2 separate regions of the Mus musculus genome follow, and region 1 is linked to region 2. Evidence: chromatin loops called from intact Hi-C (ENCODE). Cell type or tissue: left cerebral cortex. All regions are shown on one strand. Links, peaks and the distances in the headings refer to the core of each region. The heading gives the core; the rest is flanking DNA.

Region 1 (13,003 bases), core at 2,067-10,066, 960 kb before region 2:
AGTGAAGAACAGAGTGACCAAGGGGCACGAGATATGGATGTTGCATAGAGAATGCGTGAAGTTAAGGAATGTGAACTGTGCTCAAAGGATCAGCAAGTGTGCAGCAGTGCATGTGCTTGCAGGGGAGCATGAGTGGGCTCCATGATGGGCTTCAGGGCATGGAGTGATAAAGAGAAAAACTGGGGCAAGCTCTTGCCCATGTGGAGGTTAGATGGAAACCAAAGCTTTCTTGCCTATTCATCTCTTGTTGGGAACTAAGAAGGGGCCCAGGGGAAGACAGGGAAGGGGAAAACCCACACTCTGCCAGAGTTTTACCTATTCTCTGGTCTGTCAGAAGTGGGAGGGCTGCTGTCTACCTTCCACTCATCCCTGGATGGGCATTCAGCCTCTGGCCCACTGTTCAGGGGGTGGTCAAGGGGCAGCCCTACTTGGGAACCCCAGAGCTACTTTGCTAAAGCCTCCAGGATTATTAGGAGAGAGGGATGAGGGAAAAGGTTCCCAGCACTGTCCAGAGTGAGTGCAGCGGATCTTGATGAGCAGAGACTCTCTATGGTTTTAGAGCTTTATTATAGAAATGCAGGGAGAAAGAGAGAAGGGAGGGAGGGAGGGAGAAAGAGAGAGAGAGAGAGAGAGAGAGAGAGAGAGAGAGAGAGAGAGAGAGAGAGAGAGAGGAAGGAAGGAAGGAAGGAAAAGGCTAGAGAGAAAGAGAGTAAGAGGGAGAGAGGAGAGGAAAGAGGAGAGGAGAAGACAAAGAGAAAGGAAAGAGGAGAGAAGAGTGAGAGAAGTGAGAGGTAAGAGAACAAAGGAGTGAGAAAGCGAGGTGGGGGTCTAAAAGCCCCTTCTATAGTATGCTGACTTATCTTATTGTTGCTAGGTAACTGGGGAGGAGTTTAGCCTGAATGTCAGAAGCTTGGGCCATTGCCTACATGACTACTGACCATGCTTCTCTTATGGGGGCTGTGGGGGGCAGTAACTTATGCAGGAGCCAGAGTTCCAAGAGCATAAGGGAACACCTACCATGTCATTTAGGTGAATTATCACTCTTCAGGGTTCAGACCTCAGCTCAACTGGAGACCAGCCTGCATTTCCCCACAATCTCTGTAGGATATTATGCTCTAACTGATTCAAGTGACTTGAGACCATGAGATGTGTACACATGCTCACATCCTTGCATCTTTCTTTTTATGTTCAAGGCTATCACTGCATCAGTAACCTGTTGCAACCCAATACAGTGAGGTTCTAGGTTTTGAAATATGTCAGTAATGGAGGGAGATTTTGAGAATACTGATTTATGTGACAGCATAAGTATCCCAACTCTGATGTGAGATTTTCTTTCCTACTCTGTGACTAGGACCTCATCTCAATAGGATGAGTTAGTGGGGACAGAGGAGAAGGCATGAACCTTTGTGACCCAGTATCTGCTGCTTTTATACTGACTGACCACGGGGCATAATGGGGAATGAAGTAGTCACAGCAGGTGGAAAGCTGCGATGTATACTACAAGAACTAAATTTTCTTTAGAGGCTCAGAGAAAGTCACTGAACAATTGGTCTGAACAGAATACTAAGTGGGAATGATCATTGCAGCAGAATAACGCACTGTGAGTGGTCAAGAGAAGAAGGCCCTGAACTCAGAGATAAAGAAATTTGTTGAGCATACACTATACGTTTGTTCCCTCTCTCCATCTCTAAAAGCCTGCCTTCCTGAATATTGACATGTGCCTTTAGGCAAATCTCTTCAAACGCTCTGAGGCTCAGTTTCCTCAGTCCCAAAAGTTAAAGAATAATAATAATATCTACCTTAAAGGACTGTTAAATAATGGAGATAGGACCTACAAAGCACTTGGAACAGAGCCAGGCACATAGCAAGTGTTATGTAGCTATATATGTTTATTAATAACACTATTATCATTTTATGTGCTGAGTACAGAACAGTATTTTATATCAGCAGACATTATTATTGCCTTCATTTTTAAAATGGAAGAAACGAGTCTTTGAAAAGTTGAGCTACTTGTCCAACTAATAAGTGAATGAGTTGGCTGTGAATCCAGACAATCAATTATAGAACCCCAGCTCAGAGACATGGAAACCAGTCAGGTGACTGACACAAATGAATGGATCAGCAAATGATAACTTTGAGTGTGGTTATTTGAAATAGAACTGGTATGGAAAGAGAACATCTAAGCAGCTGAGAAATAAGGTCTGGCTGTGCAGTCTTTAATCAAGTCAGATGCAGAACTGGGGGCGATAACACTCTTGTTTGGGGTTTAGGAGCCTGAGCCACCTAAGCCACAAAGAATGCAAAGACTAATGGTGCCAAACTATTTCTTATTTATTCAACTATAGAAAGATACAATGCAAAGCTGGGTTTGGGACTCATGTATTAGTTGTGTTGAATAACATAAATCTAGGAAAAGACCCCTCCCTTATTGGAGGACCTTGTCTTAGATAGTACATTCCTTGGAGCAAAGTCAGGATCAGGAGCCCCATCATCGTGCAGCCTCATGATTCTATTTGAACTTGGGACGGGGGGAAGGGTGAATTTTATTTATCACAGTTGTGGAGGGGGTGCTGACTCTATTTTGTCTCTAGTCCTTTTCTGTCTCTTCTCTACTCTGCCAACAAGGTTTAGTTCAGGGTCTTAGAAAGAGGTTTACAGAAAGTAGCATTCCAGAATGTCCTCTGGTTCTGTATCTATTTCTCTTGGGCAAGATAAGCTAAGAGACTCTGTGTTGAGCTTCTTAGCTCATTCATGAGGACAAGAATACTGATCATCAAAGGTTGTCACAAGAATCAAATTATATGACACATGAATGCAATTATCTTGTATAATTCCTCGAACCCAGAAGACATTAATAATTAATGGTTTCCTTCCCTGCTCCATCAACCAAAGTTAGAACGGAAAACAAGAATTTATCTCCAAATGGATTTGTGGTGAGCCTACGTTTTGGAGTTAGAAGGATATGAATCAGGAGAATCAGAGTTAGGAAACCATCATCACTCTCAGGGCTGAAGGATGAAAAGAGGGGTTGCAGGGCACACAGAAGACAGAGATATGGGGCTGTATGCTGCGACAGCTGGTCAGAGCTGTTCTAAAGCTGTTGCCAGTGGAAGAGGCAGCATTGCTTTTCTCACCTCCTGCCTCTGAATTGAGAGCCAGCCAGCAGGGAACCTGCAAAGGGACAAAGCTCTGGATCCGGCAGGAGAGGAATGGATGCAAAAAATAGAATGTGTGTACGTCAGTGGTCAGTGGAGGATCATCGGTGCTGAAGATTAGAGAACAACAATAGCAGCAAAACATGGCTCACTCTAAGTATCCAGAAGTGCATCTCCCCACCTTCATGGCAGTGAGGCAGGTGGTGGCATGGGCTTCCAGAAATAACACTGAATGCATTAACTAAAACAACACTCCATGGAAACATTTTTTTGCGAAGTTGTAACAGCCCTTGTTGGAAAAATGGCTTTGGTGCCTATGGATATGGGAGATGCTGAGGTAACAGCAGTTAGATTTACTAAAGTTTTCTCAGTGCCTTTAGTAAGGATTATTTTGAGTCACTCTGCAGGGGATGTAGTATGTGGCACTCCTTACATCAGTTTTTGTGGAGTATTTCATGACAAAACTCTCCTTGAAAGGTAATGAAGGAGATTCTCAGCTAGGGATGATGGTGCAAGGGTCATTTAAGACTGTCTTACCTCTGCTGTAAGATACAAGCTGAGGCTTTCTCAAGGTCTTCACATTTAGTAGCAAATGCCTGTGTGTTACGATATTCTTCAATTTCCTCCAATATTTTTGAAAAGGAATGTCTTTGGATTAGTTTGTCATTACCAGCCATAACCTACAGGAGAGTTAAACTGTGCAAATAACTATCTTCAAGCTAAGGCCCCACTGGCAAGCATTTCTCTCTCTTGTGCCTCCTCTGACTGCCCATGTTAACATTCTTGATACAATTTGACAGGAACCTTGAGTGTAGATGACACTGAGACATACAGAAGTTGACCCTGTCTTTGTCATAAAGTCAATGGATCGATTATTGTAAATAGACATACACACTCAAAACACTTGTGGGAAAATCAGGATAGCTTTAGCCAAATACTAAAACCAGTTGTAGAATCAGTGTATTGTAGTTAGCATTAATTGTTAACCCAACACAGCCTCGAGCCATTTGAGAAGGGAGTCTCAATTGAGGGATCCCCCAGATCAGACTGACCTGTAGGCATGTCTGTGGGGGACTGTTTTGACTTTTAATTGGTACAGAAAGGCCCAGGCAACTTCAGTCAGCACCATCCTCTGTGCAAGTGTTCCTGAGCTGTATAGAAAAGCTAACAAAACATGACCCTACACGTAAGACAGCAGAGTTCTTCCATAATTTGGTTATTCAATATTCTAATCCAGATCTTGCCCTGAGTTGCCCTCAGTGATAGGCTGTGACCTGAAAGTGTAGGCTAAGTAAATCCATCCCTCTAAGTTGCTTTTGGTCAGATATTTTTATGACAGCTATAGAAAGGAAACTGGTACAAGGCTATTGGAAGTAATTGTTGGAGTTATACATATGGACAAAAGGGTGTCTTGTTTTGAAGAGGCTTCTGAGCTCCCCAGAACTTAGGTAGACAGAGGTGGGGAAAGAGTCTGGAATTTCATGTAGAATAATAGAATTTAGTGGATTGAGAGGAGGAAGGATTTGGCAGGCATTATGTCTGTTCTTTGGGTTATAGATTCATGGAAGGAAAGGATCAGCTGGTGACTTTTATGGCAAACCCTAAGAGGTTAGCTGGTTTATGAGCCTTCCCTCAACTGGTCCTTGGGCAGCTAATGGACAGTGTGGCTCAGCTTCTCTCTATGGACTATTAGTCAACTTTCTCCCACTGACAGTTAATTACAGGGAATATCCCTCTGCACGTTATCATGTGGATTCATCTGTATGGAGTCAGTAAGTTGGGTTGGGGACCAGTTTGAATTTCCTTTGAGGCGTTTTATTTCTGATGACATATTACCAAAATAGAAGACCCAGCAACTTCTGAGTTAAAGTAGTGAATTTTCTTTTTAAAACAATTGTACATATGCACCTGTAAAGATGGCTCAGTTAGTAAAGTGCTTACAAGGATGAAGACCTGAATTTTATCCCCCAGATCTATGGATAATACCAAATCGTGGTGTCATGCTTTCTTTCACAGTCCTGGTAAGGCAGAGACAAGCCAGTCCCCTGGGTCTTGCTGGACAAGCATCCCAGCTTACTTGGTGAGCTATAAGGCCAACAGAGGTCCTGGTTCAGAAAACAAGGTCGACAGTACCCAAGGAATGACAGGCTGGCCTCTGACTTCCCATGTATGCACACTTCTTCCTGAACATACACATGCACACACACACAGGGATGCATATGCTAGATCCCTATGATACCACATTTCTTTGTATTGTAGCACTTAGGGCTATGCTGTGGTCTTAGAACTTGAATTTCACAACATACAATAGATGCTTGCTCCATTTGGTCAGTTGTCCCAGGGTACCTACTCCACCTTCTTTCTTTCTTCTATATGCCACAGTTCACAGAAAAAACACCAGGGGAAAACCATATAGTTTTTGTTCTAGTTTTACATAGTGACTTTGATTGTACTTATGAAGGGCACCCACCTACTATAGCCACATAGTAGTTAAGAACACAGGCATTGCCTGACATAGGCTGAATTTGGCTGTGGTACTGGTGACCTGACCAGTAAGGGAAGGTGAGACTTAACTTTGGCATTAGGCAACCCCTTTCACAAAATATCATAGGGGTCTGGATCTCCTATTTTAGATTCCCTGCAACCTAAATGAATGACCTGCTCATTGATTATGCATTTGACTTATCATTTTGTCAGATATTTGTCAAGCTCTGACTGAAAGTTAGGTGCTGTTGCTAGGGAGAGAAAGATGAACATGAACAGAGTTCCTGCTCCTGTGGAACTAATGTAGGTGAGAAGATGTGAGTAAGAGGACAGTTTTCACTGTGTGTTTTCTAGAATGACAATTTCAAGTTGTGATAACGACAATGGCCACAACCAGTAATGAATGCTTTGAGGAAAACCAAGCAGGGCAGTTCCAGCAAGTCACTAGGGACAGGAAGAAGGCTCACTGAAGTGGGTTTTTAGCTTATGCTTGAGGATTAAGAAAGAATCCCATACGTGGCACTACAGGATGAGCATATTTCAGGAAGAAGGGGGAAGAGTGACGGACAAAGGTCCTGTGGCAGTAAGGTAAGTGTTGTTGTAGTCTAGTGAGGCCTGTGTAGCAAGGGCATGTTAAGAAGATGCTATAAGGTGCCCTGTGAACAAAAGGGAAGCTGAGTCTGTTGGGTTCTTGCTTTACTTTCTCCTAGTCAGGCTATGTAACTGTCAAGCATCCATTATCTTTTACCAAGATAACACAGTCAAGAAGGTGCTTCCAGGTTGCCATGGGACCTGCTGGAGCCAGGGCTTTCTGCTTTGGCTTAGCATTGTCAGCTTTGTAGTTTTAGCTGAACTGAAAGGCTGCCCCCTAGTGTTGCTTGGTGCACCTGTCCTGTTGCTGAAGGGCTGCAGAGGGGCTTGAGGGACTAGACGTGAAAGTAGAGCCTCTTGCCTTCTCCACACTGTGGGTTTTTGTGTGTTGCTTGTGTTCAAGCATCCTGGAAGGGCAGAAAAAAGCATTGCTAACACTAAATGACCCCACATCCCAGTTTTCTGATATGGGAGAATACTGGGGTCCAGGACCCCCCATTCTTCTACATAAAGATTCTAAATTGATTGATCATATATACAACCCAGATTTAGATAATTTTCTCAAACCTAGGTGAATACCACATGGCTCATCTGTGCAGCCAGGCTGTTCTTCTGGTCTAGAAAGATGCACATTGACATTTTACTGTTGTTTTCTCCAATGATTTTGGCTTTAGAACCAAGATCCTTTATCAAATTAGAGAATTGTTCCTCAGTTGATAACTCAAGAATTTCTACCAAACAGGTAGGTAGGTGTGCGTGTGCGTGCATGCGTGCATGTGTGTGTGTGTGTGTGTGTACATGTGTGTTTGATGGTATGCCTGTGTGCCACATTTATAATTTGTGTGGTTACATTGTGTGGTTACATGTATGTGTGTAGGTGCATTTAGACACAATGTGCATATGGTCCAAAAGTTGTGTGTGTGTGTATGTGTGTGTGTGTGTGTGTGTGTGATTATGTATGGCATGGAATGTGTCTAATTGTCATGTCTATAGTCTGTAGTGATGGTTTCCATGGTGATGCATGTGAATTTGAAAAAGATCCTGTATATCCTTAGCCATTTATCTATAATGGCCTTATTAAGTGATTTTTCCTTCTCTGCACTCTAATTTCTACTGTGAAATTCAGTGTGTCAATGGACTACCAGCCCTGCTCTTCTTGTAGGGATTAGTTAGGATAATACTATGTTCTTAGTTCCATGATCACAGTAAACCCTCCTTAGAAGTCTTCAGATGGAGATGAAATCTTAATGAATTTATGTTACCTTTCTGTGCCACATTTGTATCAGTTAAGTGGAAATAGCATTACTGTTGAACAGTACTTTGGCAAAAGAAAATTAGTTGCTCTCTTCAAGCATGTAAGTAATGTGCTGCAGAAAGTGAGATTCCTGGGTAGGTCTTTCTTTGTTGAAATATTTTTCTTCATCATTTGCCCTCCTTGGATTCTTTGCTCCTGACAGATGTAAGCATATTGTTTCTTCCCAACTTGACTCTGACCTGGTCCACAAATTACTGGGTATGGATACGTGATCCTGGTGGGGAATGAGTTTGGCTCAGAATTTGTGGAACACGGGAATATTTGGACTACTCACCAAGTTTCTAGGATCCTGTTGTGCTTAGCCACAGTTGTGAACATTTTCACCCTGTAAGGAGTGACTGGGGAGGACAAAGCTTTTGGTTTATACATAACGTTTGTGGTCTGGCAGTGGTTGCATCCGAGTGCTTGAGAAAATTTATATTTTAATCTATTTCCTGATCCCAATTCTCTCCTCTCTGTCACTCTTCTTGCCTGGCTGTCCCACTATGGGTTCTTGGCAGGTGGTGTGTTTCCAGTGGACACTGATTAAAGTTGTCCATTTCTCAAAGTGAAGTGTATATGGAACCTTGACCCAGCAGAGACTGGTTTGGCTGAAAGACACCATTTCAAATATGTTTCTGAAAAGTGCAGTCTGCATTTGTTTTCTTTTCAGAACAGTTCTGGAGCTGTTGGGAGTTGGAGGAAATGACAAAGCTGGGACTTGAAATAATGTTGACCTTGATGAAATGCTGGTAATACTGAGGACACTTAGCTGGACAGCTATTGCTGTTTTATCTTATCGAATCCAGTTTTCTGCTTATCTTTAAAACTGGCAGCTATAAAATGGACCTTAAAATTAAAATTCGATCAAATGAGTTGCTTTTTAATTAAACAAAAATATGCAAGGAGGAAATTATATGATTCATTTTCTTTCCAAGAATGAGTCTGAGAATAAAATATCATAGGCATAAGGCACTTTGTATCTTTGTATTATTTTAAGGATATCTATTCCCAGGGGCTTTTACCTAATTATATCTGAATGATATTAGAGTTTGGCCTCAATTGCTTCCCTGCTTTTCTGCATTTACATAGAATTTCTCAAAGAAATCTCAATCATTCCTGGTTGGCTTTCTGCAATTTTATATTTGTTACCTTGTAATACCTTATAGTGACTGTGCAAAGTATTTTTTCTGAAACCCATGTGATGTGTCCTTCCTGGTGAGGCAGATGGCTCGAGGCAGTTGGGACTTTTAATGTTCCTGTTAACCTTCTTAGAGTAGATGGATTTCAGTCCAGGCATTTAAAATGCAATTGTGTTTTTATCAGGTATTTTATAAATCATAAAATTGCTAGTGTGTTAAATAGAATTTTTTTATTTAACCAGATGGACCATTCATTTAGTCTGTCTGAGGTTAGAAGACACGCTTTCAAAAAATGAAAAGCTCAGTTTGGGGTTTTGTGTCTGAATTAATAGTGTGGTGTGGGGTGTGTGTGTGTGTGTGTGTGTGTGTGTGTGTGTGTAAGGCACAGAGAGCTGTTATAGTTGAGAATAAATTAATATTCATTGAAGCAAACCCAAAGCTTAGTGCCTACCATGTATCTAGTCTTTCCTTGACTACACTCCAATCTTGTGGTGGCTTGAATGATAGTGTGTCCCTTCAGCTCCGATATCAGAATGCTTGATCCCCAGTACATAGTACTAGTTTTATGGGTTTAGGAAGTATGGCCTTCCATACTTCTGCTCCAGTCACTGTTTCTGATGCCTCTGCTCTATGCATCATGGACTCTATCCATTTGGAACCATAAGCCCAAATAAAAACTTTCCTCCATAAGTTACCTTGGTCATCGTGTTTTATTACAGCAACAGGAAAGTAACAAAATCCTTATTAACTCTTTAAATAGATGATTACTGAGAACTTGCTATACACCAAGCATGACCCTATGCATAGGCACTGAGAAGGCAAAGACAAGGATACAGATATATCATTCTGTCCTTTTGTATTCCATCACCATTCAGACTTGGGGAAGTGGAATGAAGAAGGGGGAAAAAGAAGCAATATTTACTTACTGTCTACAACTTTTCTAGACAGCTAGATAGCTCACATCACCTTATTTATACTAATTATACATACTAAGTTAATGAGCTAAGTTTTTTATTCATTTTTCTAGGGAGAAAATTAAAGCTCATAAGTTAAGATCAATTTCTGAAGATTATACCACTGTTAAGAGCTGCATTAAGGACTGTCTTCTGACTTCAAATTTATACCCATTCTCTAGCATTTTGTTTTTTCTCTTTAAAGGTTGTACAGTGTTCTCATCCATTAAAAAACCCTACTTTCAACCCGTGGAGGCAGCCTTTGGTTTATCAAGCCTTTTCTCTAGGATTGAGAGCCATTCTCTGGGGTTGCACTAAAGAGCTCATGTATGACAAAATGCATATCTCTTCCTAGATTCCTATTTACTGGACAATGTAATTAAAACTGCAATGGAACTAGATTGCCCAAATAATATGGCATGTGACTCCATAGATGTTATTGAATGTTTTGGTTGAGATATGTTCTATTGTGGAGAAAACACTCATCTGAAGGGTTTTAATGACCTGCTGATGGTAAGATGGAATGGATAGTTTTTGAGACCCTACTTCTGTATCTATTCAAGTCTTTGATGCCTACAAATGCCTACATCTCAAATAAATTTGTTTTTATCCTGTGGAAGAAGTGAGATGAACTCTAGATTGAAGGATGATTTGTGTGTGACTTGATATGACAAGAGGAATCTATCTCTGCAGAAATCTCTGAAGACAAAAACTGAGCTAGGAAATCTGCTTCTACTATATCCACTGAGTGTTCTGTTCATCGAGTGGCTGTTTCCTGCAGGCTTCATGCTCAGGTCTGACAATTCTGATATGAATAAGTTGTAGGGTTCTTTCTTTCCTTTAATAAACACAAATTCTAATTGAGAGGTATTTATGTAAAATGTAAAATGTAGATTTTCTTTTGAGGTGAGTGTGGCAAATACAAACCAAGGCAAAAATTTTCAAACTAATCTTAACATAGGATCTCTGAGTTCAAGGTCAGCCTGATCTACAGATCAATTTCCAAGGCAGCCAAGGTTACACAGCCTGTCTCTAAACACAAAACAAAACAGATAAAGACAGAAGGGGTTGAATGAAGGCTTTTTGAGGGAATGTAAAGATGAGTTTTGTTGAATATGAGGAGATCACCAAGAATCAGGACAGAAGATGAGGTATGCTGATCAGTGGAGACAGATTCAATGGACAGCTCCAAAAACAAGTCATACGTGTATGAGGGAACAAAAGACCATGAGCTGCTTTAGTTCGTACAATCATTAATATTGATTAATAAGCTCTAGAATCACCTAGGAGACCAGACTTTGGGTGTATCTGTGAGGGAGGTTCTAGACTAGGTTGATTGAGGTTGAAAGACCCACTTGGAATGACCAGGTGGGGGTCTTGGAGTGAATAAATGGAGATAGCAACTAAGAGGTAGCACTAAGTGCTCTCTGCTTTCTGAGTGCAAATGTAAGGTGGCCAGCTACCTACAGCTCCTGCTGAAATAACTCCTTTGCTATGATGGACTCGACTCTCCAAATGTAAACCAAAATAAGCTAATGTTACTTTCTCTCGGACATTATATCACAGTAACAGGAAAACTTACTGATGCAGTCATTTTCCTACCACTCCTTCAAAATACATGAAGCAATCAACTTAAAAATAGAAAAGCTTTACTCATAGTTTTGGAGCCTTGATTCCATGTACAATTTCCTTGTGCATTTGGACCTGTGAAGAGGTGTATCTTTTAAGAAGAATAGATTGGAGAGGAGTTTGTGACACTTAAAATCATGGGATGGTAGCCTTATGACAGAGTTCATCTAACCCATCCAAGGTCATGTCATCATTGCCCTAGTTTCATCTACTAGACCTCAACTTCTACAAGTCCATCATTTCCCAGTAGTATCATAGACTGGTTTCCAGACCTAGCACATGGTCCACTGGGGCTCATTCCAGGTCCTTAGTATATCATATACCATGTTATGGAGGGTCTTGTGCATTAAGAAGAATGTACAGAACTTGGTGTTTAGTACCTTTGGGAAGGTTTTGTGGTAAAGTTCGAGTGGAAAATTCCTACAAATACATTGTTCTAGGTAAGAAAGTGTCCTGAATCAGGTCAATGAGGAATGAAAAGGAATGCTTAGTCTGTGCTAAAGGTTACAGTACTGGAGACCAATGTGGTTTAGTTGCTGATGGTAGACAAGTCTTCGGAGATTGGATCTCAGGTTCTGACTCAATGGCATGGATGGTTGGTGGCTTTACTGCCCAGATATTATTTGTTTATTTGGGTAAATGGATGAAGGCATCTTTAGAAATTCTGCTGGAAATAACTGCATCTTGAATAGATGCACATAACTGAAACTTTTGCAGCACTGGGCAGGAAGATGTGCATTTTCAGGATGTCAAGATAAGAGTATCACTAAAAAAACACTCAGTACTTGAATGTAGAACATAGTGATAGTACACAGTTTACTGTGCATGAGGTCCCGTGCTCAGTCCCTAGCACCAAAACAAGTATAGAAATGTATGGGCTTACACGTCAGAGAGAATACAGACCAGAGCCTGTGACAAATCAGCAAATAAGTAATTAAGGAGAAAGAGGAAAACAGCCAAAGAAACTGAATAGGAAAACCATCAGTAGTATATTGTTTTCAACTGAAGGGGCCTAGGATTTGAAAAAGGGAACTGAGAGGTCAGATGGTACTCCATGTGGATTGGTTTCACCTGGAAGGCTGTATTGTGGCCCTTGCTAAGGATGTGATGCTGACAATGTACACAAGTCAGTACCTTAGGCTTAGCAGGTAGGACTGCACTTTGACTCTTGTTTAGGATGCACATAAGACTGCATTGTGAGCTTGGCTGAGGATATGAGGGCACACTGAATAAAGATCACGGCTATATAATAGAGTGTGAGTGAGTGATCTTGGAATGAAGACAGATTGTATAAATAAAAATTTCCAAGACACTGTCTAGAAAGAAATTAAGGATATGGGGTGGAAAAAAAATAAGGCAATGTTACAATTCAAGAGGACCTTTAGGTAAAGGACATGTTCTCAGAGTATAGATGTATTAACCAATGGGGAAAGTTCTCACCTTGGATAGAACATGAGTCAGGATAAAGGAAGAAATGGAAATGTACCAAATGATGGAAATTCATCATTGGGTCAGTGGGTACTGTGGCAAGGGCTGTGAGTCCCATTGGAATATGAGGCATCTGCTGGTAATAAAAGAATAAAATCTCAAATTCAGTGAGAATATGGTTATAGGATAGCCTCAGAATTGGAAAAACAATTTGGAGTATGCAATCTAGTTGAATGGGAAAAGTGAGTATCTTGGGCAAAATCAGACGCTGGGACAAGTGATTTGACTTCAAGGGGAAGAGTTGTCCACACTGCCATAGAAGAGACT
Region 2 (13,003 bases), core at 2,343-10,342:
AAGGGAAACAGTGCCCCAATGACATCATAGTCTATCAAATAAAACCCTCACTTTTGAGAATGGGTTACATCTGGTTTAGCCACTCACCAAAGGGCTCCTCTCATAGACCCTGACAATCATTGACAGTTGCCAATGCTATTGGTTACCCTCTATAACCTGAAGGTAAGGTCCTATTACTGAAGAAATCACTTATTCATGTCATAGAACACGAAGAAATCATCCTGGTGTTCAAATAGAGGCTACTCCCTTATTGACTAGCATTCATAATGCTGGAAGGTACAATGTAAACTACTACTGGAGGAGAAAAATAAACCTCTGTCTCACCAATCGACAAAACCTGTTTACAAGATATACTTGTGCAACAGCTGCAAAAATATTATGGGAGTAGCCAAATACTTTTTGATTGGACCTCTCCATGATATGTAACCCATTCCTGACACTGTTAATGAGACCAAACCCCTGAAACTAGATAGGCCATAGGCCACAGAGGCCCCACTATTAATATTCTGCTAAATCAATGGTTCTCAGCCTTTCAAATGCTGCAACTTGCTAATGCAGTTGCTCATGTTGTGGTGTACCCAACCATAAAATTATTTTTGTTGCTATTTCATAGGTGTAATTTTGCTACCGTTATTAATCATAATGTAAACATCTTGATATGCAAGATATCTGAGATGCAACCCACAGGTTGAGAACTGCAGTGCTAAATGAACATAGCAATAAAACTACTCTTAATCTATACCTGTAGATCGATACTGCTGGACATTTGCTTTTAATAATCTTTAAAAAGAAATGATACTGAACACAACTATAAATCAGGAGAGTGCCTCTTCTTTAATATATACTGTGCATTTAATTCTCATGAGAGCACAGGCTGGTAAATTTATCATCACTATTTTCCAAAGAAGGATACAAAGGTGAGAGGTGTTTGGTGACTATCCAAAAGTGACATCCCTGAACTGAGAAAAATGAGAACTAATGTAAAACTAGAATTAGTCTGGAGGTTACCACAGCCCTCCACTGAAGGCATGGCATTGAAAAGCCCATCATGGTTAGAGTTTTGAATTCATGGTTATCGTGGTTTAATTAGGCTGACATACAATTTGTTGAGTCAGAAGTCTTGAACCTCCTGCCTCAGCCTCCTATGTGCCAAGGATGCAGACATGCACCACCATGGCACCAAACTGTCATTTTGGTGTTAAGTATAAAAGCATTAAGTGTTGCTGTCACCAGAATCAGTTAGGCCATTGCTCAGCCATGATTTTCCTTTACTCAAGAATCTGCATCTAAGGGTAAGTGACTGACTACGGGATGCCCAGCCCCAGTGAGTGTGTCTAGAACACAGATTCTTTACCTAAGGAACATCACAGAACAAAGGATGGAAAGATCGTAAGTATGCCACCTGATAAATTCACCTGCTAGAAATGACAAAAAAAGCTGCACCCATAAAATCTACTATATGGTTACCTAAACTAGTCCCACGTGAAGACAATGTTTAGCATGACAGTGTGCACATGGGAACTTTCACAAGGTCCCAGCCCCAGATGATGAGCTATAACCAATTAATTATTTCTGAGGGAGGGAGAATGAGTCTTTTCTGGTGACAAGGTCTCTGATAGGCTATCCAGTCCCTCTATACAACATATGCAATGCAAGATACACTAAATGAGTGCAGAAGACAATCTCCCTATCCCTGTCCCTCTACTTCTCTTTCCTGTGTTATATCATCTCCAACTGGAAAGTCTCTCTCTCTCTCTCTCTCTCTCTCTCTCTCTCTCTCTCTCTCTCTCTCTCTCTCTCTGTGTGTGTGTGTGTGTGTGTGTGTGTGTGTGTGTGTGTGTGTGTGTGTGTCTGTAATTTTAGTTTCATTCATTATCATTTTGACGGCACAACATCAAATGATCACAGTTGCCTATGTCAAGTTTCTTGAAACAGTGATTTTAATTTCAGTCAGTGAGCACTCCATCTTCCATCTTACAGTAGGACATCAAGTCCTGACTTTTCATGACCTTGGCCACCCCTTCTATTCTCCTTTGGCAGACATTATTCCTGAATCAAGGAAGCACTGGTGTCCTGGCAGCTCTTCTGCCTACAAAAGCACAGCAACCATGAACCCCAATCCGCCCATGCACCTCAACTTCACTTTTTTCTCAAGTGCCTTTTAATCTTTGCTCTCTAAGCCTACTCAGGTCAATAAAAAAAAAAAAAAAAAGAAAGGAACATAGCAAATGTTCTTTTACATGCATTGTTGACACTCATTGTGTGACTGTACCAAGCTTCAAGATCTCACAGCTTTAAAACACACTCAGCACACAGCTTCATGGAGGAAAGGCAGATCCCATCCGTCCTCTGTTGGACAAAAATTAAATGACCACATTGACTTTTGTTTTCCACCACAGTGCTTTGTATTCAGTGGATTTTCCTTGTATACGATGTTTTTTCTGAGTGTGTTTCTAAGTCTGGGATGGCAAGGATGCAAAAATGAACAGGATCCAATTTCTCTCCCTAAAGACCTCACAGAGTCTAGTCAAGGGTATTTCTGAAAATAAGAGTTACTCTGACACACAACTTTACTGGTTCTATGGGAACCTCTTCAACAGCCATTTAAGATGTACATTCTCAAAGCTAAAAGAAAAAAAAAAGGAACATTCTGAACTCTCATATGCCAAATGACAAGATAACAAAGGGTATTCTATGTGCTGGTAAGTTTGGGGGCTCATGTCAAGCAGCATGCCTGATTTTGTATTTGTGGTCTACCCATACATAGAGAGCTGTTGTGAGCACTTTCCACACTGGCCTTTATTTCAGTTCAGATAACCCAGCATGTGATGGTGTAACTTATACCTTCAATAAAATTAAGGTGACAAAGGAGAAGAAAAAGAGGCAGACTTGAAATTTGTTGTTTGCGATTCTGTGTAATAAACAACTCCTACTTACTCCTGTCAGCTCCATTCTAATGATGCCTTCTGGATATGAGGAACTAAAAGGTAGTAAATAATAATAATAATAATAATAATAATAATAATAATAATAATAATGTCCTTAAAGGATTTTACCCTATGGAGAGTCTATAAACTTACTTTCTGTGTGGTATTGTGCTTTAAAATGATCTCATATAAGTATGACATTATATGTAGATTATGTTTATGGGCATAGACACTGTGCTTGTTTATGTGAATTAATTTCAGGTTGCACCCAAAGGACAGTTAGTACTTAAAGTACTGCACTTGAGAATCCATATTCTATAGCCTTGTACTCCTAGAATATGCATAATACTTATCTGCCAACTAAATAAAAAAGAAGCAATAACATTCCAAAGTGACTTCTTTGGCAGCAAACATTTATTCTAAATCTATTCTAGTCAAAGAAGGCCATAATTTGCAAGAGGAATGTTAACTTACCCTCGGTGGTGAGGGTATGTGGTGCTCAGACCTTCTTGTAGGTAAGAAAGTAGTTTATAAAATCTAAAGTCTGTTAAGAACTAGACATTGAAAGTTGGCTTAATGCAACTGCATTGGGATTTCATTTCAAAGCAAGATGTTTGAACCTTCTCATCCTAAGAAATGCTTCTGTCACTTGGTCCAGCTGGAAGAAGTCCATCTAAAACAGAACTACTCAAGCATGGAAAATGAGCATTGCCTGAGGTCACAGAGCTTCAGATAACATTTCAAGAAGGGCACTTTCAGGGCCTGCTCAGCAACAAACCTGGAGAAATGAAAGAATACAATCGGTGTGTTTGTTACTCTTCCATTGCCGTAATGAAGTACCCAGCCAAAAGCTTCTTATAGAAGGAAGAATTTAGCCCAGAAGGTTCCAGAGCGATAATAGTCCATCCTGGTGGGGTGGTGGCATGGCAGCAAGCTGCAGACACAGTGGCAGGAGCAGGAATCTTGAAAATATTACCTTTAACTGTAAACAGGAAGCAGAGTTGGAAGAGGCTGCTATAAACTCCCAAAGCCATCCCCCAGTGATGTGTTTCCTCTAGAGAGACTCAATTGTTTAGAACCTCTCCAAACAGTACCACCAACTGGAGACCAAGTGTTCAAATGTCTGAGCCTATAGGTGATGGTAGGAGACCTTTCATATTCCATCTTACTAGTAAGGCTGAGAGCAAGAAAGCTTCCAAAAACACCGGAAGCTTTCTTGTTCCTGATTTCCCAAAGTGACCACTGCCCACTACTTAGCTTAGATCCCTTTCCCAAACAAAGTTCCCTCTAGGACCATTAACTTTCTTTAATGTATATTGAATAACTTGGGGACCATGGGCATATAACAGACACTTTTTGTTTACAAAGACCATTTACAAAGTGTGTTGTAGCCTTACAAATTATTTTTAATGGGCCACACACACTGGAATAATTCTATAAAGAAGTATAAACCTCCTGAAACAGATCAGAGGAAACCATCGTCCTCCAACAGAATTTGAAGTACAAGTAATGTAGAACTGGGGAGATGGTGTTTACCGTTCCAGCATGAGGGCATGAGTTTGGAGCCTCAGACCCCCATAAAGAGCTAGGTGTGACAGAAGCATGCGCCTATAATCGAGATGAGTGATGGAGGCAGGCAGACTCCAGGAAGCCTACTTACCTGGCAAAGCTTAGCGAAATGGGCAACCCTCTTCACGTGAAGTTACACACACACACACACACACACACACACACACACACACACTCACACTCACTCACACTCACACTCACACTCACACTCACTCACACTCACTCACACTCACACTCACACTCACACTCAGTGTTTTAGGGAAAAGAGAGGTCACAACATGTAAATTTATTGTATCCTAAGTAATAAAAATCTAGCACAAAGAACTAGGGATGTAGCTCAGTGAAGGAGGTTTTACCAAATATGCACAAAGCTAGGTTCAGACCCAGCACTGTAAACAACAAAAGACTAACATGAAATTGTCATGATAAATACCATAAGAAAGAGCCTTTAGGAGAAGTTGACCTTGACCTCAACAATAAGGGAATTCTTACCAATACCTAGATTCTTAAAAGGATCAAAGAAAATGAGAGATTACTTAAGATTATGTTTTCTTGTTAACTGTCTTGTGAACATTTATTGCTCAACCTTCAGTCTCTAACACTGTATACAGCAGGCACCCGACATACTACGTATTACATATTGCATGAAACTATGCTAGCCTATTGGGCACAAAGCCCTGATTTGGATCCCTAGCACTGCATGAATTGGCGTGGTGGTACATGTCTATAATGCCAGCACTTTTGAAATGGAAGCAGGAGGATGAGAAATTAAAGGTCATCTTTGGTTACATACCAAATTTGAGGTTGGACTAGACTATAAAGACATTGTCGCAATTTTTAAAATATATTGTGTTGCTCTTTAGGCAAGCCACTCTCTGCATTGCTTGAACCTCTTTAATGAATGTGAGTTAACTGTCCCAGAGGACACTTGTTCCTTTGGCCCAACATACCAAATCATGCTGCACTTCTCTGTCTTCCTCAGTTGCAAGGATTGGTGGTTCCATTACATCATTAGGCTTTCTTTGCACGCCTCCCTCCCCCCCATTTATTAATATCACACAATGTCCTTTGTGATGTAACAGAATTTGCCACTCACAATGGTAAGGTCTGCTCTATATTAGTTAACAAGTATCCACAGTGGGCAGCTTAGCACAGCAGGAAATCACTTTGCAAATGATTTGTTTTACTTTAGTCCTGTCATCCTGGGTAGCCCTGCCTGGCACATCAGCTCTGACTACATGCAATCAGAATCAAGGCATGTTCTCACCCTTCATCACACTTGGCATGTTTTCTTTCCAGACACATGTAGTGGATATTGTGCAGATATCCTCCAGCAAATTTCAGGAAGACTAAAGTTTGTTTGTTTGTTTGTTTGTTTGTTTGTTTTCTATTAGATATTTTCTTTATTTACATTTCAAATGCTATCCCAAAAGTTCCCTATACCCTCCCTGAGCTCTGCCCCCCTACCCACCCACTCCTACTTCTTGGCCCTGGCATTCCCCTGTACTGGGGCATATAAAGTTTGCAAGACCAAGGGGTCTCTCTTCCCAATGATGGCTGACTAGGCCATCTTCTTCTACATATGCAGCTACAGACACGAGCTCTGAGAAAACAAAACACCCATGGAAGGAGTTACAAAGACAAAGTTTGGAGCTAAGACAAAAGGATGGACCATCCAGAGACTACCCCACTCGGGGACCATCCCACAATCAGCCACCAAACCCAGACATTATTGCATATGCCAGCAAGATTTTGCTGAAAGGACCATGATATAGCTGTCTCAAGTGAGGCTATGCTAGTGCCTGGCAAATACAGAAGTGGATGCTCACAGTCATCTATAGGATGGAACACAGGCCCACCAATGGAGGAGCTAGAGAAAGCACCCAAGGAGCTGAAGGTGTCTCCAACCCTATAGGTGGAACAACAATAAGACTGAAGTTTTTAGAAGGCCACTCTTCATATTTAGGGTTAAGAAATCTGAGGAGTAGACACAGGAGCAAATCACCTGAAGCCATTCAGTAAGCACCAACGCAGGAGACTGCCCATTCTGCATCTGCATGTTTCAAACCCAGACCTGTAACCATCACCCTGAAGAGTCCCAGACTTGTTTCCTGTTCAGTCTCTAGCTTCTTTTATCTATTTTCTCCTTAATCTTGGCCTTTTTATTTTTAATGTCTCTCTCTCTCTCTCAATACACTTTCTCCACAAAATGTTATCCAAATCCAGTTCCAATGTGTAGTAAATATTAGTGGAATGAGAAGGCAGTGGGCAGTCAACACTAAAGACCTGATCACTTGACTCCATCTAATTCAGCTTCTAAGAACTGCACTAGTGATCATGACCTTTTCACTAAATCATACATTAGCAGTGGCCCTGAGCAAATCATTTTATAATTAACAATTTAAAAAAGAAGAAGACTTTTATTGATCTGCTAAAATAAGGTGAAATTAATACATTTATTTACATGTGTAATCTCAGGAATGTACATTTTCGGTTTAAATTTTCTATAGAATAAAAACACTACACACCCAAATTAACCAAACCCAAAACAACTCATTGAAGTCCTTCTATACAGTTGGAGTTGACATTTGGAATGAACACTGTGAGACTTCACATCAAATGTCTCATTTTCACCATCAAATATATTTTACTCAGTGATTCACCACCAAACTAGAACAATGACGTCAACAAAAACTCCCTGACAGAAAAAGAATAAGCGTTGTACCATCTCTTATGAAACATCATGTGATATCTTTATCTGCAAGCTTTTTAATAATAATAAAAATTTTAAAGTTTTCTAATAGAATAAATGTTACCTACTCATTATCCAAAGTTCCTAGAATCTACAAGTGAATAGTAACAGGAAAATAAGAGGATGATTTTATAACACCTTAAATCTTCACAAAGCCCATGTGTTTCTAAGTGACAGGACTGGAGAGCTCAGGGCAGGCAGGAGGAAAACTAGATTGCTCCTTGAAAGAGTAATTTGTGTGTAATTATTACTTAGCAGAGAATTTGTGCATTGCATGGTTCATTTATTATACTCTGCTGCCACTCATATCTAACATCAAAATAGTTGAGTTGAACACATCCAAAATTAAACAATAAAATTCTAGAATAAATGTTATTTTAATGAGGTTAAACGTTTTTCCCTTTTTGATAACCAGTCAAATAGTTTTAAGGTTTAAAGGTGAATTGCGTTAAGCGTCATCTCTATTGTAAGACTTAATTTGTATTGAGTGTGTAGATACATTATAAACATCTCAACCAAAGCATGCTGGACCCAAGAAAGGCACAATAACCGATTAGGCTGTTGGCAAGGCCAGTGAAGAATGGCTCCCAGAACTGTATTAAAGGGATTGAATTGTTTTACCAATATACTAGTGTTCTAACCAACTATGTGATCTTTAAATCTTGACTGGGATAAAGAGAAGCATAAAGTGAAAACAACTGTCCAAAAAGAATTAAATTTGAAAATCAATGATGAACAAACTTTAATGCTAAATATTCTAAATAGTATTTTTGTCTCCTTTGGTGTACTTGTTCTCTCTCTCTCTCTCTCTCTCTCTCTCTCTCTCTCTCTCTCTCTCTCTCTCTCCTTACTCCCCCCTCCCTCCCTCTCCCTCTCAGCCTACTTCTTGTCTGCAGGTGAAATGTGAACAGCTACATTCTGTGTCAGCTAGTTTTATGGCAACTTAATGCAAGCTAGAGCTATTTGGAAAGAAGGAACCTCAAGTGAGAAAATAGCCCCCAGCAGAATGGCTTGTGGGGTGTTTTCTTGACTGATGATTGATTTTGCAAGAACCTGGATGATTGTGGGTAGTGCTACGCCCCAGGCAGGTGGTCCTGGGGTACAGTTTTTTTTTTTTAAAGCAGGATGATGAAGTGGTGTGGAAACAGCCAGTAAGCAACATTCAGTTCATGCTTCCAACCTCCTGCCTTGAATCTCTGCCCCGATGAGTCCCTTCTGTAATTGACTGTGATGTGGAACTCTATTTGAAATAAAGCCACGAGTATATTGTCATTGTCCATATTTACTCATGAAAAAAAGAAGATTTACAAAATACCCCCCCCAAATGCTTTGGTTTTCTGCACAGATAGAATCTGAACCCAGATCAACCTGTGTTCAGTCTGCACTCGTTTTATAGGTAACTTGTGTTCAGTTGATGAAGGGTCATGGGGGTTTACCTACAGATCTTGCCTAGAGGATGGGACCCAAAATGTAAGAGCTAAAGGGTGGGTAGGAGTGCTGTGAGCCTTTGTCTTCAGGAATTAGCATGGCTCATGAACTTACAGCAGGTATGGTCATCTACACAACCACTGGGGGGGGGGGAATCCCAGCACAGATGAAGTGGACAATCTCTAACCCACCCATTGATGAGGAGGTTTAGGCAATTGGTTGTTCCTGGAGGAGAGATAATCACTCATTTTTGACAATGTGGCAATTGTAGCTTTATAATTTTTCCAATGAATAGCCTTACTATCATGCACCTATGACCAACACTAACTGTATCTAGAGGATTAGTTGGAAGGGGCGTGTAAGGAGGGACCTGTAGAGAGTTGGAGGTAGATATGGTCATATTTCATTGTATGCATGTATAAAATTCTCTGAGATAATTTTAAAATATACAGATGTTCATTCAATGAAAAGTAGATTTTAGCTCCATGGATTCTGCCATTTGTAGACCAGAGTTCAGACTGTGGTCCAATAGTGTTTTGTCTTTTGTTGTATGTCCTAGTTAATTTGTAATTAATGTCCCAGCTAAACTGTTTCTGTATAGTGTATGTGTATGTATATATAATTCCCATTATCCTAGTGCTTCTACCATTTGGAATGCATTCTACAGATACAACCCTAAGTAATTAGAAAGAAATCTTATGCCCAAAATATAAATAGATGATAGGTTGTTAAGAACCTCATATACACAAGGTAGTATAACTGAAATTATCTCAGCATTCTACATTTCCAGAATGAGACAGTTGTCATAGTGACAGGACAAAGCAAAAGCTGTACTACCACAACCATTTCAGTTGCCATGGTTGCTTTATAAACACACCAGAAAGTTGGAGATTTAAATCAACAGCCATCATCTGTTTCAGTGTTTGTGACCAGCATCCTGACCTGAGTGCATTAGGGAAGTTTTCCTTTGGAACTTGTCTGAGATCACTAAACCTGTGGTGATCTCATGACAAATCAGCTAAGGCAAGGTGATCTAACAGGGTTCTGTTCTTATATCTGACCATAGATACTGGCTATCATGGAAGACATTCTCTGTGAGTTCTCATCCTGCATAGAGGCATCCATGGGAACTAGCATTCAGTCTTTCTATCTATTATGGAGGTCTCTCTCTTCATGGAGTCCTCTGTGCATACTGGCTATCATGGATGCTTCTCTCTGTGCGGTCTCTCTCTTTATCCTGTGGCTTCACACAGTATTTACCAGGTTTCAAGGTGGGAAAAGCTTGATGTGGGTTTCTCGGGGAATTTTGATTTATGAGTTATACATTATATCCAGCATGTTCTCTAGTTCAGTACACATTGCAAATCCAGTTCAAATACAACCTCCTATCTTGATAACACAAGCAGAAACATCACATTGCAAAATACAATTGGAAATAATTCATTAAATTTTGTTCTTTATTTGATGAATTCCAGAATTTACTACAGTACAGTGATTCTAAAACACTGGGCATTTGAGTGCTGTATGCCTCCCATGAACTAACACCACCTCTCAATTATGTTCCTCCTCCATCCACAAGGATGAGACAAATGCCATTACATGGTAACTAAACGAATACTGGGTAAGGTGGTCTTTCTTGTTCTCTAACAGAATGTTGCTTATGCAATATTGAATGGTTGTAAAAACAACAAATCAGAGAAATTAACAGCAACATGGAGAGATCATTAAAGCACAGGGTTGACTTTCATACAGAACCACTATAAAATACTCTCTGGTTTCCATGGCACCTATCTACTCTTATTGAACTGGTATACTTGTAAAACATTAGGGGAGGTGTAGCAGAGAATAGAATGAGGCATAGGAAGGTGGGTGAAATATGAAACAAAAAGTGAAAATGAACCAGGAAGGATGAGTGATAATTATCTAGGACATAATGAGAGGTATAATAAATCTATACCAGCACATTGAGTTGAAAAATCCTAAAATATTGCATGCAATAAGAGTTACAATAATTGATAAGAAAAACAGACATGAGTTACCAAATAAAAAATAGCTATCTTGTCCTCTGAAGTAACTCCTGCAAATATGCATATATAATATAACATACCCTTTAATATAGGTGAAATCCCTGACCATATACAAAAAAGCATTTTCAAAATATTTTTGTGTTTGACAAATAGACAAACGGATACAAGTTTTATTTTACGTGAATGATGTTTTGATTGTTTTATCATGAAAATGTAATATTAACTTAATTAATTAAGAAGTGAAATAGTGAATTGGATGTACTTGAAATTCAGAATAACTGAAATGATGCTGATGGTGACATTTGCTATGTTTAAAACCTTGGAAACTCATTTTCAATGAACATTTGTTTCTGATCCAGGGGACAATGTGGCCAGAAGTAATAACCCAAGCAAGTTGAAGTGATTTATGTGGATAAGGAGGCTGAAGACAATGACAGGCAACACAGTACAAAACTTCATGCTTGGGCTGAGGAATCCAAGTGAGATTTTCCATAATCTTTGGGTATTATTGTTGCTGGATTCCTTTTCCTCCAAACACTTAAAGAAGTATTTCAACAAACAAAATCACCATACATAGGAACATGTTACTTGCATATGAAGCTATGATGGTTGCTCTTCACTGTCAAGTTGGCTTCAATAAGATTCACTCATGAAATACACCTGTACAGCATGCCTGTGGGACTTTCTGGAGATATCTAAAGCAAGGAGGTAGATCTGTCCTGGATACTGGTTTCATCACCCTATAGAATAAATCCTCACATGGAATAAGAGTCAAATTGGAGAACTAGCTATGTTCTGTTTCTGGATGTGCCCAGATATGATCCAGCAATATTACACCCCAGCACAGGTGCAAGCCACTCCTACCACTATGGCTTTCCTGATACTATTGACTATACCATCAGGCCATGAGCAGAGTTAACACCTCTTCCTTTCAGCTCATTTTCTATGCACTTGTTTACAGCAATGAACCGAGTGACCAACATCCCCAGAGAGCACATTTTAGGATGAGAGCCAAAATATAACAGTACCCCAGTGAGGAAGACTCTGAACAAGTTGGGAGTCTAGCATGATCACCAGGCTGTTCATTGACCATCATTGGATAGGGCATTTTAAAAATATCTTGCCATTTTTAAAGGAGGAAAATATCCAAATCACTTGAAACTATGCATATCATACAAAAGAAAAGTGGATCACAAATTGAATTTCTGTACCTAGTGTGTATTTAATGCCTGCTATGTGTCAGCAATTGCTTGATGTGCTGTAGAAATAACTTAAAGAAACCTACAAACATGCCATCTCAAATATATAGCTGAATAGGGAAACAGACCAAAATTAGCAGAACCAAAATATAAGAAACAGATAAATCAATAGAGAGCTTTAGGTTAAGATGGGATTGCCATTGGAATGGTTAGAGAGGGAATGTTGGAACAACAACATTAAAGACAGGCAGAGTCCTACAGGTTCCTTCTTCCAGGGGTACAGCCTACAAGACTATTTAGCACATATATTTTGAGGACTTGCTAGTCTATGACATTGTGTCAAGTCCTGTATTCAAAATAATTAAAGAGCAAACAATTATTTGGGACTCAGCATATGCAGGCACCATACTGAGAATACAACCTGCAGTATCCCACCTGACCTTTCTAGAAATGATCTCCTGGGTTATTGGAGATGTTAAATATCTTTACTGATACTGGCAGGCACTATAGAGTTTGCACTTAGGGCTGGAACACCAGTGCAATTATCAGTCTCATATTTACTGAGCACAAGACAATCCCTCCCCAACAGGAACTTATGTTTCTCCTTGACAACACTGGGCATTGAAGTTATGGTCCACTCACACAATAATTTTCTCAGCACCTGCCTCAGAATATACTGAAAAGTAGATAATAAAAGCAATTGTTAGACCTTCTCTCAGTCATCATTAAATCTGAAACATATATAGAATCAAAATACTTGAGGAGGTCTCCATTTATGCATTCTGAATTAATCCATGATTCTGACATAAAGATTTTTTTTTTCGAGACAGGGTTTCTCTGTATAGCCCTTGCTGTCCTGCAACTCACTTTGTAGACCAGGCTGGCCTCGAACTCAGAAATCCTCCTGCCTCTGCCTCCCAAGTGTTGGGATTAAAGGCATACACCACCACGCCTGGCTAAGATTTATTTTTATTTTGATGATATATATGCATCTGTATGTGAGTATGTGCACAGACAGGAGTATAGGTAAAATGACTATGGAAGCCAGAAAGAATATTATATCTCCTGGAATTGAAGTCACAGGTGGTTGTGAGCTACCTG

The links. Peaks named below come from ENCODE experiments on the same cell type or tissue, not always from the same donor. Only the 100,000 strongest peaks of a DNase experiment are listed, where the experiment ranks them.
Region 1: it touches region 2 in a loop (4-fold over the local background); 2 of 42 quality-filtered maps call a loop at or near these places.

The regions. Positions count from the first base shown.
Region 1 is chr7:50,479,014-50,492,016 of GRCm38, forward strand. All of the region lies in intron 13 of Nell1 (NEL-like 1), which reads left to right. Among named protein-coding and RNA genes, the nearest start is that of Nell1os, 90 kb to the right of the region's middle. In left cerebral cortex, for the core only: a CTCF peak has its summit at 6,499 (motif pointing left); DNase peaks (open chromatin) are centred at 3,181, 3,351 and 6,492; H3K27ac peaks cover 341 bases.
Region 2 is chr7:51,438,578-51,451,580 of GRCm38, forward strand. It overlaps Gm33015 (a long non-coding RNA gene), which reads right to left and starts at 5,498. Exons shown (of 3, transcript XR_391461.1): 1 at 5,447-5,498; 2 at 3,904-3,909; 3 at 3,313-3,705. In left cerebral cortex, for the core only: no CTCF peak of the experiment used is centred there; no DNase peak of the experiment used is centred there.